Linked DNA regions of Mus musculus: region 2 is linked to region 1. A link is a loop called in an ENCODE intact Hi-C map of the cell type or tissue named here. Cell type or tissue: heart. All regions are shown on one strand.

Region 1 (8,000 bases):
CGGAGCCTAGACAAAATGCTAACAATAACCTCTGTTGCCATCTACACATCTGAGGATCTTCCAAGTTCAAACAAAGGACAAGCCATACATGATTGTCTACACATTTTGAAATTCATAAGAAATCTGGGTTGAAATAGAGTCCAGAGAGGTTGGGGCTTGGGTGAGAAGCACTTAGTAGGTCCACTTGTGGTGTGGACAGAGGAGATGGCCATGAGTCATCAGGTGTGAACAGACTGGGAATAGAGGCCCTGATCATTCATTGGCTCATTGGCTGGTCCGACTAACCCCACAAGTCTGTGGACATTTGCTCCTTCAAAAGATGACTATTTGGAGTTTAGGCCGATAGCTTGCTACATAACGTAAAGACTTGAATTGGGATTCCCCAGTTCCCTTTGTAATCTCAAAACCATAGGTTTCCTAGCACCAGATAAATCTCAGGCCACGCAGGCCAATCTGTGAGGTCCAGGTTCAATGAAGAGACTCACTCAGAAACAAACAAACAAACAAACAAAAAAAAAAAAAACAAAAAACAAAAACAAAAAAAGGCAGTAAGAGATAGAAGAAGACAACCTGTGCTTGACACGGAGCTCTGGCTTCCACACGTACACACACACACACACACACACACACACACACACACACACACAGGCAATGCAACCCACACACAGATGCACAGACACCGTACACACACATAAAGACACGCCTGCTAGTCCTAGATTCAGTCCTTACCTACCGCTGCTGCAGCTCACGTGGTAAAACACTTGCCTACTTAACATGCAGAAGGCTCTAAGTCACCATCCCGGGTACCACAAACAAACCAACAACAAAAAAAGTAAAACAAGACAAAACAACTTTGTATTTACAGGTCAAAGGTACAAGAAATCTCAAATAAGCCTTGGAAACCACTAGATGGCAGCCAAGCCCATCTGACCCGCCTGGTCTGTCAGGGGTGTCTTAATTACTACCGTCCTGGTGGGAGGTGGGGGGGGTCTGACTCACCAGGTGTGGCAGCCCAGCCCTTGGTTGGGTGAGGCCCTCAGAATCACCTCTCAGCAGAGAACTTTTTTTTATCATTTAAATGAACTTCAGACTTAAGATAAAAGACCAGTAAACCGGCCTGCTAAACCTGGTGCTAATCCTAGTAGCAAGCCATTATCTGTGAGGATCCCTACTGCACGTACCTATTATCATGGTAGTTACTCTCCAAGAGAACTTCCTGGAGGATGGCGGGAGAATTTGATCGTGAATTTAAGTAAGCGTCTTAGTTGCATTTGCTGAACTGTCAAGTGTCTGTTGGGTGTGTGAGCGGTCAGTAGAAGGTCTAAGAATTAAGAGGTAGCCTGGATTGGTAGCTTTAAGTAAAGTTGCCATGGGGTTTGGATTCCAGCTCTGATTGTTAACATGGCCTTGTTGATAGGTTATTTCTCCACCGGTTAAATGAGCCAAAATCAAGCCAGATTCAAATATATTAAAGGTACTTTTACTGGGAAGCTGCCCTTGGGTGAGTTCACTGGCCCCAAGGACAGAAGCAAGGGAAGTCGCCATGGAGGGAGGGGGGAACCAGTGCAGAGAGAGAAGAAGGAAGGAGAGACCAAAATGTTAGGATTATATAGGTAAGAGGCTCTGGGGCAAGGACAGCCCAGCTCCTGAGCTGAAAAATTCAGGGTTGGAAGCAGGGTATGCCAGGTATGGACTGAGAGCTGCTGGGAAAACCTGGATGTCAGGTCTGCTTTCATATGTAAAATGAAGGGACCTCAGCCCCTTGCCCCTGTCCAAAGCCAAACATATGTGAGAAATCATACAGTCTATGCATTAATAGTATTCTCTCTCTCTCTCTCTCTCTCTCTCTCTCTCTCTCTCTCTCTCTCTCTCTCTCTTCCTCTCTCAAAATTTTAATTTCTTAGGCCTGGAGCTCACCAGTTGGCCAGCCTGTCTAGTGGGCAAATCCCTGGGACATTCTGTCTGTCATGTGCTGCCATGACCTGTTTTTACATGGGACTGGGGATTTGAACTCAGGTCCTCACGCATAGCAAGCACTTTACCACTGAGCTAACTCCATGTCTATCTGCCTAGCTTTCTTTTTAAATGTATCTTGCCTTGCATAGTGGCTCACATATTCAGTACTAATAATGAGCAGGCTTAGGCAGTGAGTTTGGAGACAACTTGACCTACAGAGGAGACCCTGTCCCAAAATCAAACTCAACCAAACGCCTTAGCTTTATTTTATGTGTTTTTAAATTTACTTTGTGAATCTGGGGGTTGACTGTGGCCCTGTGCATATCGACCGAGGGCTCTCTACCATTTAGTGACAGCCTCAACCTCCTTATATTTTTTTTTTCCCAGCAAAATAACAGCTGCTCTTAGGAAGCATAACAAGTTTCCTGAAGATAAAATGTGTTTGTATAGCAAAGTGTTAGAACCCTTCTGATACATTGTAAGCACTGGGTAAAAACATCGGTCTATAACATGGACCCTGATACTGAATAGCCCATGTCTTAGGACAAAGACTTTGAAACTTTGACAAATGAACAGTTTATTTGTTTAGCTGCCTCTTGAGATTAGGATCCTTTAGTTCTTAAACGGAATTCGAGAAGGCCATCCAAACCTTCTAAAGAGCAGCCGGCTCTTTGGCCAATGCTCTGCTACAATAACAACATATCACAGATTAGGTGGTTTAAACAAACAAAATTAACTTTCTCACAGCGTTTGAGCTCAGGTCTAAAATAAACCTGTCCGAGGTTTGGTTTCTTTGGGAGGTCCCGCACCTCACCTGAACTTGCAGGTGGACCCTGCATCCACTCTGGCCATTCGTCTGTGCAAACATATCTATGTTTACATCTCCTCTTGTAGAGACAAGTTGCACTTGGGACCACCCGGATGATCTCATTTTAACTTACCTCCTTCGGGGCCCCATTATTTCCATCACCGAGGTATTTGTGGCAGGTGGAGGTGGGAAGCTGGCCTTCAGTCTGAAAGGGACACCAGAATCTTCAAACAGTCAGGTTCCCCAAGCAAACAAAGCAAAAGATAAAAACAAGTCAAAACAAAAACACAAAACAACTTACATATGCTGTGTCAATCAAAGGATGGAAGGCTTTTGCTTCCTTCTTCCTGCAGAGCTGGAGATTGGCGCACATACCTTAGGGGAAGTTCTAGGAGAGCTACATCCTCAACTCCGATAGATGCCTGGGTGATGGAGAAGTCACGGGAGCAGTCCCATCCCTGCTGGATATTAGTGCGCTGTCCTGACGTCACAAGAGCCTGCACAGACCCCGTTCTACCTGACTTTAAATTAAATGCATCATGTTTTTGTTGTTGTTATACAATTTCTTTAGCTGCTTTTTCACGTGTCTTCCCCCAAATTGACGGAAACGGGAAGTGGCAGCATTAAATAGAGGGAGGTGAGCCATTTCAGGAACACAGATGTCTCTTCAGCAGGATCCAACTCAAGAAAGGCCTTGGATCTTCTGAGGGTCAAAAGGAGCTTTCTGTGCCACTTGCATGATTTCTGCATCACAACGTGTGTGTGTGTGTGTGTGTGTGTGTGTGTGTGTGTGTATGTGTGGTGTGTGTGTGTGTGTGTGTATGTGTGGTGTGCGTGTGTGTGTGTGTGTGTGTGTGTGTGTGTATGTGTGTATGTGTGGTGTGTGTGTATGTGTGGTGTGTGTGTGTATGTGTGGTGTGTGTATGTGGTGTGTGTGTGTGTGTGTGTGATTTCTTGTGTGCAGTGGCACTTCTGCACGTGGTGGTTGAGGTTGAAATTAGTTGTCCTTCTCAGCTGCTATTCATTTTGTTTCTGGGCACAGTGGTGCCCACTGTTAGTCCCAGCGCTCATGAGACAGAAGCAGGTGGAGCTCTGTAAGTTTGAGGCCAGCCTGGTCCGCCAGTGAACTCTCGGAGAGTGTGGTAGTGTGTATATGCTTGGCTCAGGGAGTCAAACTACTCAGTGTAGCATTATTAGAGTAGGTGTGTCACTGTGGACGTGAGTTTAAGACCCTCGTTCCAGCTGCCTAGAAGCCAGTCTTCCACTAGCAGCCTTCAGACGAAGACGTAGAACTCTCAGCTCTGCCTGTACCATACCTGCCTGGATGCTGCCATGCTCCCACCTTGATGATAATGGACTGAACCTCTGAACCTGTAAGCCAGCCCCAATTAAATGTTGTCATTAATAGAGTTGCCTTAGTCATGGTGTCTGTTCACAGCAGTAAAACCCTAACCAAGACAGAGAGCAAGGGCTTTCTAGAGAGACCCTGACTCCAAAAAATAAAAGTAAATATAATTTTAATGTTATTATTGCAGGGGTGGGGTGTGAGAAGAGGTCAGAGGCCAACTCTCTCCACTGAGTTCTGAGAACTGAACTTGGGTCTTCTTGGTTTAGGAACACAACTTCCAATGGGCAACTCTTTCCAGTCCTGCACATGAAGTTGGGATGCCAAGAGTGAGAGACCCTGGAATCTGGTTCTAGCTTATGATAGATACAGGTTTGCTTGAATAAATGGCCAGCCAAGTTATGTAAATGATTAACCGTGTGATGGACAAGTTTGATTCACAGTGATGTTTATTTGATTGATTGATTGATTGATTGATTGACTGGTGTTTCTGTTTTGTCTTGTCCCCCTCAAAAGGACTGATGGATCGAAATTCTGCTGAGTTTTCCGGATTCTACCAATAGGTGGCACCATCTGCACGCCATTGCTAACTTTTTTTCCCCCCTTGCTTCCCCCTGGCAAGTCAGCTCTGGGCTCCACCGTGGGGAGTCCACCCCAGCCTAAGCTTGTTTAGGGCAAAGTCCCTAGGATCTGCGCTCGCCTTGGGCCGCCCCTGTCCCGTCAGCAGAGTCGAGTCAGAGGAAACACCACACCCTCTGGGTGGGGGAGGTGGGCAGTGATTTAGAGAAAGGGAATCGCCCTTTCCTGATCTCTGTTCCGTTTTCTGCTTCAGATCTGTATAACTGGAAGATCCAGACCACCCCCCACCCCCCCTCCGCTGATAAGTGCCAATCTGTCTCTCACACCCATCGCCCTACATGGGATGTTTGCCAGCAATTCTGATTCTGTTTTCTTTGGCTCGTAGGGAACTTAGTAGGACAGAGGCAAGAAAGGGTTTTTGGCCTCAGCCACCGGTACAGTGGCTAAAAGCTACTGTCTTTTGAAGCAACTTTCTCACCCAAACACCCCGATTGGGACCCCAGCATGCACACAGGTTCTCAGACCCTGGACACTTTTCACCTGTACCTTATAAGTGGAAATCGGGGTGCCCCTCGAAAAACCATTAATTTGTGTACGACTTCTGAAGTTCCTTAAGGGCGGTTCTAAAGCGATGAGAGAGAGAGAGAGAGAGAGAGAGAGAGAGAGAGAGAGAACCCCTTAAAATTGTATACCTCTATTGACCCACTGGCTCCGGAAAATGCTGGGACATTAAATTCAACTTTGTCACTCAATCACCTCCAGACAAAACAAAAACAAACAAACAAACACTCCAAAAAGTTAGAGGGATTTACAGGAGTGCATAGCTCTCCGTGTACAATGCCAAGACACTTAAAAGGCAGAGGCGAAGCCAAGAGTATGCTGGCTGCTGTCCAGTCAGCTCACTCTGAGCTCCCCAGGGCTTGAACTGCTCAGGTCCAAGGAAGAGATCCTAAAAAAACAGAGAAATGGGGCCAGTTAGCAACCAAAAAATAATTTAAAAAAAAAATGCCAGTACAAGGAGCCACAGGCACCAATTACAGACCATAATCTCACACCTATAAGAACAGTTAACCTGAGCCACAGGTATGATACTCACTCCTTCCACGTGGTCCCAAATCACCCTTTTCCTCCTGAGCAGAGATAGTTGTCAAAAATTAGGCGCCACACCTGCCTTTACTCCTCAAAAACCTAGAATTTCTTTTGCACCTGCTACCAACCCAGCTTACCTGCCCCTCTGTCTGAAATGCATTTTCTAGCTCTCCCAGACTCCACACCGGAAACAAATCCAGGTCCAGGGATCCTGCTCCAGGACCTGCAACGACAGTTTCCTAAGGTATGGGCTGGGACAAATCCAACAGGCTTGGCAGCGTACCACCCATACAGCCATGCCCATAAGGGTTCGGCAATATCCCATAAACCAAAAGACTAGACTAAAAATTGCTCCTCATATCCAGAGGCTGTTAGAAGCTGACATCCTCACCCCATGCCAGTTGGCTTAGATTATGCCTTCCTGTATTCCAAATCTGTACACTTTGCTCTGTCCCCTCCTCACAGACATCCAGAGCTGTATAGACAGCCTGGATGCTCTCTTGAGGATGCTCTCTTCCCCATTCCCCCTGTACCAGTGAGCCAGCTCATATTTGCCTTTGAACAGTCTGATCCAGTGCCCAATGAGAATAGCCAGCTAACCTGGACATGACTTAAAATTCCCCTAGACTCTTTGGGGAGACATCATAAAACGACTTAACCGGATTCGGGCTGTCACACCCTGGCTCCTTTCCACTCCAGCGTGTAGATGATCTTCTACAGGTAGCAGCTGCCAACCACCTCCTATTTGAAGTACACAGAGGGCTTGCTGAGCTCTGCCAAATGGAGGTCTCTAGTAGGATATAGGCTATCTGGTAGGATAGTGGTTCACGCACGGGAGGAAACGCTCAATGATACCCCAAGGGAAGCAGCCATCCTCAGGACCCCTATCCCCCAAACCAAGAAGCCGGTAGGAGAATTTCTGGGGATGTGGAACATTACAAGCTGTGGATTGCTGGGTTTGCTGTAACTGCCCCAGCCCATTATTCTGTCATGGAAAGGCAGGAGACTCGCCTTTTAAAAGACAGAAGCAGAGGAACAACCTTTCCAGAAACTAAAGTAGACTCGGACCAGAGCCTCAGTTTTGGCCTTACCAAATGCCATGTCCGCCATGATTTATCAGAAGAGAAGCCTATTAGCTACAGAAACAAACACTGAGATGTTGGGAGGTGGTTTTTGTGCACTGTGTATTCAGATGCTGACCAGATTTGCCAGGATTCCCCAGAGATGGTTCCCTTGGGAGGATGGATAGAGCCGGAGCAGCCAGGACCAAGACTAAGATGTCAGGTGACGACGGGGCACATGGCCAGGTAGCAGGCAGCATAGTTGGGTTGGAATAGATGCAAGCCTTGCCCAGATACAGTGCAAGAAGACTTTTCATAAATATAAGGTCTCTGTGCCTTTATTTGGAAGTTAGAGTGGGCATAGAAAAGCCAGAATTACTTTTACACTAAAACTAAAACAAAACTGTTAGCCAGGCATGTTAATCCCAGCACTCAGGAAGCAGGTGCAGTCAGATATCTGAGTTCAAGGCTGGCCTAGTCTGCCCTGGGAGTAAGTCTCTGTTCGTGTCTGAGGATACCTTCTCAAGGAGATGAGAGCCTTTGCTTTATCTGCAGGGAGACTGCTCTGACGGTGGCTAAAACTCCTTTCTAATCGATGGGCTGCCCCATCGACTGGATCAGATAATGAACTTGTCTCCACTTCATCCAGACAAGGCCTTAAGTGTAACCTAGAAACTCCACTGAGCCCCCTAACCTCAGAGTTCCAGACAGTTCACACATAAACTAGACTACTAAGCCCATCCTCTCTAAATTAATTCTTAAACCCAGTAGAAATGGGCGTAGTCCTTCACCCATGGCCCTTCCTAGAAAGAGATACTAGTTGAGATACACCCCCTGTGAGATCGTGTTTGGAAGGCCACCCCTGGTTGCCTTGTTTAAGAGACCCTATCATGGATGAGATTAATAATCAATTCTTTTAAAATATCTCCAGCCTCTCCAAAGGGTCCAGACTGCAGTCCATATTAGGGTTCCGGAGACCATCTGTTTCCCTCCTCAGTGCCCTGCCATTTATTCTAACCCAGAACCAAGTGTTCATCAAAATGTTTCAGAAAAGCGGACTGACACATGCCTGGAGACAACATCACCCTGTCCTCCTGGGGACGCCAAGTGTGATACAGGTGAATGGAAGGTCCCGGAGTCACCCTCCCATGACAAACGTGTT
Region 2 (8,000 bases), 700 kb after region 1:
GAGTTTTCATGTCTTAAGAAAAGATCTCAGTTCTCTTGAAACCATGACAAACCAGCCTGGCTATATTACATAACAGCTCCATTTACTCTTAGCATATAAGCATTGACTTAGCAATAATATAAACTATATGAGCCAGAGAGTCCCATTCGTAAGTTAACTATTTGGGTAAGAAGAAATGCCAGTACAAAGTCAATTAGTCAACAAAGTAAATTTTTTTTAAAAAAAGAGGCATGAAATACTTTATATCCATATACCCAAGAAATACTTTGGATATATGAAAATAACTTGGCTAATTGGCTATGGGGAAAAATTCAAGACTTCTTTCAAGTTGGTTAGCCATAATGACCAAGTTATTTAAGTGATGGGTAGATGAGTAGTGATGCTCAAAATATGTAGGAAAATGGTAGAATCTTGCAAGTCTAGTACAATACAGAAACTACAGCTAGTCCGATCCAATGTCAGCTGTCATGTGTGCTTCAACTGTTCTCAGATAGACTCACTGATGAACAAGCCGCTGGGCTCTTTCTCCCCTCCCCTCCTCCCCTCCCCTCCCCTCCCCTCTTTTCCCCTCCCCTCCTCTCTCTTCCCCTCCCCTCCTCTCCCCTCCTTTCTTCTCTCTTCCCTTCCCTTCTCTTCCTTTGCCTTTCCTCCCCTCCTCACTTTCTCTTTTTTAAACCATTCTCCTCAAAATAGACTCTTCCATATCTTTTGTTTATAACTTCAACCTTTCTCTATGATTGAAAACTACATCAACCAACCAACCAACATCTCCATTTTTAGTTACAAAGATTTTAAGAGAAGAAAAGATTTTTAAAATTACAACTTTTCACATGCTTATTCTCTAATCCTTTCACAGAGATTGTGTAGAATTTTTCTAGCATTGCATTGTGGAAAACACGTCAGAGCAAGATAACAGGGAAGGAACAGCTGTGCAGGCCCTCTCTGTGGCAAAAGCAAGGGAAACATGAATATTTTTACAGAGCAGCTGATTAAAAAAGGAAGTGAAAATCAAGTTTCCAGGAGAGACTGGATATGGACCTAAAAGAATTAACAAAACAGTATTTTCCAGTGTCTGTGCCTTGGAGGGATAAGACTCTAAATTCTCTTGTCCAAACTTGCAAGAACAAATACTCTTGGTAGCGTCAGGTAATGCACACTTAAGACCAAATGAGAATAGCTGGGGATGTGACTCAGTGATAGAGCATTTGCTTGGTGTACATACGCACACACACACATACACACAGACACACACACACACAGAGACACACACACATATACAAATAAGCCACTCTGTAGAAATAATCTATTAATGAGATTAGGCAGCTGAACAATGAGTTTGGTGATGAAGAATTATAAAGATTCAACAACTCATCACATGTACAAACAACCCTGAATAATTAAAAAAAACCACTATTGTGAAACAGGGCATTGGTCCATTCCCACACAACTCTCATGCAAATTTCTGTTTCCTTCACTCTCACACACAAAATCAATCCCCTTAAAGATGCCACCAAAGAGGTAGAGAATGGTCGCAGTGTGAATTTAAAGTTATATGCAAAGTACTTACATCTCTAACAAATGAACATTTTGACCCAACCTTGCCACTGTGACTTTTACATCTTCAAGTCAAACATTTCTTAAAATCAATAGCAAGAAGTAGAAACATAAGGATTAAGAGACGTTACAGTAGGACAGGAGGGGACAAAACAAATGTCAGTTTTAATTTGAGAGGACATTGCCATTACTTCTTTGTAAATGGTCTTTCTGCCCCTTCTGCTTATTGATAAGAAGGGGAGATAAAAATTGGCTAGGCAGCTTTAGGGTAAAAGAGCCCAAAGGAAATAGTTTTAGTTTTGTTTTGTTTTTGTTTTTTGTTTTTCTGTTAACTGAAATCCAGAAAAGCTCTTGGGCCCATGTTGGTAGCTTTATGCTTACTGGAGGCCAGAGATGCCAGGAGGAAGGTCTGGCTTTTCTTTGTCTTTCTTCCTTAGATGGGTACCTCGCTCCTGGAAACCATACTGAAGACCTGGCCACCTAGTGTGGAAACTGGACAGTTCATGATGGCTCCATTTCTTCATCAGGTAAAGCCTTGTTAAGTCCAGGACAGTGGCACTTGAGTGGCACCCACTCCCGGAGACCCCTCTTATGCACCAGAGCTCTGACTTTTTGCTTTGAAGATCCTTACAATAAGGTGCATCTTTCTAAAACTCGCCCACTGTGCTCTGAGAATTTCATTCTTCAAATCCAGGAGACAAGTGCCCAGAAGCCACTCACTCAGGGTGGTGTTGGCGTTGGCTCGGTCATATTGCTGGGAGCTTACTTCTCCCACACCCAAGTTAACCTCACCTAGAGCCAAGAAAGACTGTGTGGTTCTCAGAAATACCTCAGTGTTCTATCAGTTCTGTTCGTACAATGCATCTGCGTGGTGATATTTCACAGGCCCCGCTGACTACCTTCACTTCTTCAAGGCATTCTGATTTTTGCCCCTCAAAACTGCATCACTACAAATGGCTGGCTTTTGCTACTCATTCTCTGGTATCCCTGAGTATTTGATAGTGAACATTACCGGTTTATAATGTCACATTTTAAAATCAGTGGCCCCAAGCGTGGACACGTTATTTGTCCTCTGCATGAGAGTATCTTTGCTGACTGAAGAAACTACCTTTGTAAGGACGGAGAGAATAAGGACGTAAGAGAAAAGAATGACAAAGAAAAATGGCTCAGTAAATGGGACTTTAAGACATCTTTTTAGATCACATGTCCTTTAATTATTTACAGCCAAATCTTCAGAAAGCAACACATTAAAACATCAGTGACAATAACAGCCGACATGTAATGCTGCCAGACACCGTTCAGTGCCAGGTGTACGTCCATTCTCTTAACCTTCACAGCATCCTTGCATTCCCTACCCCTGTGTCTGTCTGTCTGTCTGTCTGTTTCTCTCTGTCTCTCAGTCTGTGTGTCTATCTCTGTCTCTCCCTCTATGTGTGTGTCTGTCTGTCTCTGTCTCTCTCTCTGTCTCTCTGTCTCTGTCTGTCTGCCTGTCTGTCTGTCTCTCTCTCTGTTGACTATCTGCAGAGTTAATCTGAATTTCCTTTTGGCTTATACTTCACAGAATTCCTATCAAATGGAGACTTGTGGATAAGGCAGATGACAAAGCCATCTGGCCACACTCTATATAAAGCCAAGCTTCTGACCAGAGGTTTCCAAGACATCGTCATCACCACCTCCCATCTCTGGAATGGCTCCAGAAGCACAGGTCCTACACAGGTCACAAGAGGATGATGATGATGATGATGATGATGACATCAGCAGAGGCAGTGGCAGCCACAGGGTGGTCCAAACAGGAGCAAACATCAAATATAATTTTCCTGATGGTGGGATTTTCTGCTTTGAAGGGTTCACAATCCTGAGTATTCACAGTGAGAGCTGAAATAAAGTTTTACCCAGGACCATCTGAAGGGACCAGGTAAAGATAGAAGGAGCAGTAGGATTTTCAATCTGTATGGTCTTTAGAAGAGCCACTGCGGTGGGAGAAAACGCTGGGCGTGGCACTTTGAGAAGAGTCCACATAAATGCACCTTCTCTCCAGTTCCCTCCCCAACACAAGGAATTCCACGGGAAGCTTACCTACGGACTGCCAATCCCATCTTTAAATGAATATATGCCCATGGATGAATAACCTTAAGTAAATATATTTTAAAATCTAAAGGGGGGAACTAAGTCAGGCATTTGCTATAAATCTTACTATGTGTCTTAATACCTCTGTGTCCTAAAGCAAAATTGCTGGGAGGTTTCTCTTCTGTAAAATGGGCTAACCCTTATAAGCTTGTTGTGAGAATGACTGCACGCGTAGATGCACACCACTTGATAGAGAATCCAGTTAAACACTAAAGCATTTGGTTAAATGATCTGCTAGCGTCAGTTCCTCCCACATCTGCCAATCCAATTAACCGCATCCTCTTGGCAGAGAGAGGGAGAGTACTGTGCTGAGATCAACCTGACCACCTTGCCTGGAAGGAGGCCCGTGTGCAGTAATCACCCACACACTTTTGCTCGCTCCGCTCCCTTCACCTTTGACCCAGTCTACTCACTCCGGTTCACAGAGTGGTGAGCCAATATCACAAAGAAAAGGGACATTTCCTACCTTTGAAAAGAATGGGCAGAGACCCAGCAGACTTGTGGTGCCTGCCATTTCCCATCTGTAAATTTCTCAAAATACTTTCCAGTAAACGATCTGTTGGGGTTCGCGCATCATGATGAATAACGTTAAATGTCGCAGTCATTGTGTGCCTTCTAAATACAATGGTTTCTTCAGAACATGCAGTTGGTAAATTATGAATGGGAGATGGTTTCCACCAGTCTTCTGTTTGCCACAGAGGCATTATAGAAATGTATCAACTCGTAAAAGCGTCTGCTTGATTCCAACAACAAGTGGACAGCATAGTCATGAGTGTCAAGTTCAGTGTCACCTCCAGAATGTGGAGTCCTTAAGTCAGCGGGCAGAGAGGGCAGAGAGTGGATCTTCCTGAGAGCACTTTCAGAAACCACTCTCACTTTCACTGTTTGAAATGTCACTATCACAAAGTTGAAGGCTACAGGTTCATCGTGAACGGGTCATCCGATCCACCATCCTAGTGGGGTGGGGTCATCTAACCCCTGGACCAACTCCTTACTCCCTGCCCACTCAGAAAAAATGCTGCGGGGCGGGGAGGTTCGGAGGGGGGGGCACTATTGTGAAGAGCCACATGCCTTTCCCCAGTCCTCCCTGTTCATCTTCCATTCGATGCCAGACTTATTTAAACAGGCCCAGCTGGGGCTGTGGCAGCCCTCTTTATCTGCCTTCACATTCTTTCCTCTGCCTATTCATGCTGCTAAGTAGGGCTGGACCGGCTTCCTGAAATCTCGTGGGATGTGGGGGCTTTTCTCCCTGCAGCAGAGCCTCTGAACCTAGTTGTTTTGGGTAACTAATTTCCTCCCTTCTTCTCCCTGGAATACACAGAGCTTCCTTTGCCCAGCGTGATAGCCACCACCCCCCAACCCCCCTTCGCACCACAGAGAAGTTGGGACTGAGGTTGGAACCTCCCAGTGCTCTTGAATTTCCTGCTGTCACGAAGCAGGATTTCCTGACTGGAGATGTATATGGTTGAGGCACAACGTGGCTCTATCCTGACCTCAGCATCCTCCTCCTCCTCACTGTACAATATATCATATTTATGTCCCACGGTGATGAGCTCTGCCCTTCAGTCTTCACTTTGAAATATCATTTCCTTCATTCCTCTAGGCTGAACAAACCACAGAGTCCTTCGTCCTCTACCTACCCTTAACCCTGGTTTTGATTCTAGAAGTGTTTCTTTTCGTGTGCTTTGATCTGTAATTGGAAGGATTTCTGTAAGTTAAAAAAAAAAAAAGTTTAAATAACTAAGGAAGAAAATATTGCATGAAGCTTAGTCCTGCTAAAATTTCCTCTTCTATTAAAAAACAGCAAATAACTAAAAAAATAAAAAGATTGGTAGAAATACCTAAAAGTGTATGCGCTCTTTTGTTCTGTTCTCTTTTGTAAGTGCCGCTGCATATCCTGACAACGCCCAGATGTTTCCTAGACACAGTCTTTCCAGCCTTGCTGTTGGGGCCGAGCCTCAGAAGGGCCCGTCAGTCAGTTACCTTCATTGCTGCAGCGTGGCACCCACGCTCTCATCAAGGAGCACGGCTCAGAGATGCCCATACCAGAGTCACAGGCTGAAGCGGTTGCACTTGGTCAAGAGCAATGCCGCTAGCTTGAGGCTGGGCTTCCCTCCAAGCTCAGCTGGGTCGGAGCAGTGCACCAAGTTCACTCCTCCACCGGGCAACGCTCACTCCGGAGTTCCTGCAAGTGAATGGGCCAGAGTTCTACGTGTTGAAGACAACTCTTGTTCTTAAGCACATCTATAGACACCAGAGCGCCCTCAAGGGGAACCTAAACACTGGGGGCTCCCGAGCCACCTGCCTCAGCAGATGCCCGTGGTGGTGGGGCCAATTTTGAGACCCCAGTTCTGTCCTCTTAAAGAACTTATTTGGGTAGCCCTCCAATCGTCCCTTGTATCTCTTGGTCTTCACTAAGAACCTTATCTTCATCCAAACAGGTTTTCTTAACTTTGATCCTAAGGGAATAAGGGTTTGGAAATCTCCCCGAGGGTATCCAGGCATTGGCTTCCAAGAGACTAACACCTTCCACTAATTCCAACTCACTAAATGGCCTCCTTGTTCTAGATGAGGAATTCCCTGTGCGCACCCTGCTGAATCCGATGCTCACGGCATCCGGTGCAGAATGAATTTCTGTATAAGCCAATAGGATGGATCTGCTGCTCCTTGGTCATCTTGCCTTTCCAGGTAGCATGAGGCTACTCTAACTCACAGTTGGATTTTCCCCAACGATTCCATCCTTTATTGATAAAATTGCCAGCTGTCGCTCATAGCTCTTCTCTTTATCTGTGGTCTCTGTTACAAATACCCGAGATAAACCAACTTGCAGGAAGGAGGAGGGGCTTATTCCGGGTGGTGTTTCCAGAGGCTTCCATGAATGGTTCTGTAGTGTTCTTGCTCTGGGCATTTGGTCACATCCCATAACACACCATGGTGGAAGCATACAACAGAAGAAGCAGCCAGGGTCCCTAGACTCTCTTCAGAGGCACTTGGCTCCTTCTACTAGGTATGATTTAAAGGCCTATGGTCTCCAAGCACCACCTGTGGTAATTAACAGCACATGGTAAACAGGGAGATACTCAATGGCACCTCCTTAGCATCTGCCTCCCTTGAAAGTTCCTCTCCAAGCCAGTCCATCTCTAAACGTACCCAGAGTCCTGACGGCTCCAACACTGAAAAGTCCGAGTGCAAAGTCTCCTCAGGGGGACAAAGAAAATCCTTAGCTCTTAGCCCCTGAAAAAAAAAAATCAGTAGAGCAGGTTATAAACTTTCCCTACAAGGCAGATCAAATGTCTCCATTCCAGAGGTCCCCAATAGAGGTATAAACACCACCACAGAAGAAATACTGAAGAATATTGTTTCAAGTCTGTCACACGGGCTACAGGAAGGCAAGTTGTGAGCTCCAAAGGGCTTTGGAAGCACAGCCTTTGTGGGCTTGCTCTGCATGCGCATACCCCTTGGGTTGGCATCCTTCCATGATCCTGGTGTCTCCAAGTGCCTGAGGTCTGCCGTGAAGCCTTGGCTTCACTCTCACAGGCTAGCTATGCATCTCCCTGTGAGAGCTGCGTGCAGACGTTGCCCCGTGGCACACTGGCAGGGCAAGCCTCTGTGAGCCCCATACCTGTGCTTCTAAAGTTAGCATCACATGGACTTTAATGAAGGCCTGCCAGTGGTTAGAGTTGCACCAGAGCCCCTGGACCATGTCTAGATGAAGTTCTACATTCTTCAACTGCTAACCAGAGGGAAGTGAGTCGTAAGGACAAGGCGCCCTGAGACCGTCAAACTAAAATATTTTAAATGAGTTTAATTTTTTTAGACCTCTGAGAGCCGGTCATGGGTATGTTCTTGAGGAATTTTGAGTTGCCCACAAGTCCTCTTTTGTATTGTTCTAAACTTACTGCTATTAATTTTTATTGTGACACTAGCCTGGAATGTCACATGACTTTCTTTTGGGGGGTAAACTGCACCATTTTCAGATCTTCCCTTTGGCTGTTTCCTCTTCACTTTTCCTACCTATTTGACTAAAAGCAATGTGCATGTGTAGCCTGAATTTCCTACTGTCTTGATTTTTTTCTTTCTACCATGACATTCAGCCTTACGCAGCACAGACAGAATGCAGTCAAGTTCTTTGCCAGTGTGTAGGAAGGAGGGACTCTAGTGCAGTCTCCAAGAGGCCCTCCTCCGACTGTTCGGAATGAGCATAGCCTCTATGTTCACACTTCTCTCAGCATTTTCCATTTATTTTAGAAAAGCCAGCCTAAAACACTCTTATTGCAATGATAAAACTCGAAACTTATATGTGGTACAGGGATCGGGAA

What was found. A loop is a pair of places that touch in the nucleus more often than their neighbours do. Peaks named below come from ENCODE experiments on the same cell type or tissue, not always from the same donor. Only the 100,000 strongest peaks of a DNase experiment are listed, where the experiment ranks them.
Region 2: a loop joins it to region 1, with 5 times the contacts of the local background. A loop is called at or near these places in 7 of 42 quality-filtered maps.

The regions. Positions count from the first base shown.
Region 1 is chr3:52,253,171-52,261,170 of GRCm38, forward strand. It overlaps Gm30125 (a long non-coding RNA gene), which reads left to right. Exons shown (of 2, transcript XR_375648.1): 2 at 3,118-3,326. Among named protein-coding and RNA genes, the nearest start is that of Foxo1, 11 kb to the right of the region's middle. In heart, CTCF peaks have their summits at 913 (motif pointing right) and 4,677 (motif pointing right); DNase peaks (open chromatin) are centred at 4,841 and 5,571; H3K4me3 peaks cover 797 bases; H3K27ac peaks cover 512 bases.
Region 2 is chr3:52,950,817-52,958,816 of GRCm38, forward strand. Gm30351 (a long non-coding RNA gene) reads left to right here. Exons shown (of 5, transcript XR_375652.4): 4 at 1,992-2,081; 5 at 3,116-3,683. It overlaps Gm30402 (a long non-coding RNA gene), which reads right to left and starts at 7,076. Exons shown (of 3, transcript XR_867282.1): 1 at 6,832-7,076; 2 at 5,523-6,723; 3 at 5,360-5,389. In heart, no CTCF peak of the experiment used is centred here; DNase peaks (open chromatin) are centred at 3,235, 4,025 and 5,015; H3K27ac peaks cover 4,099 bases.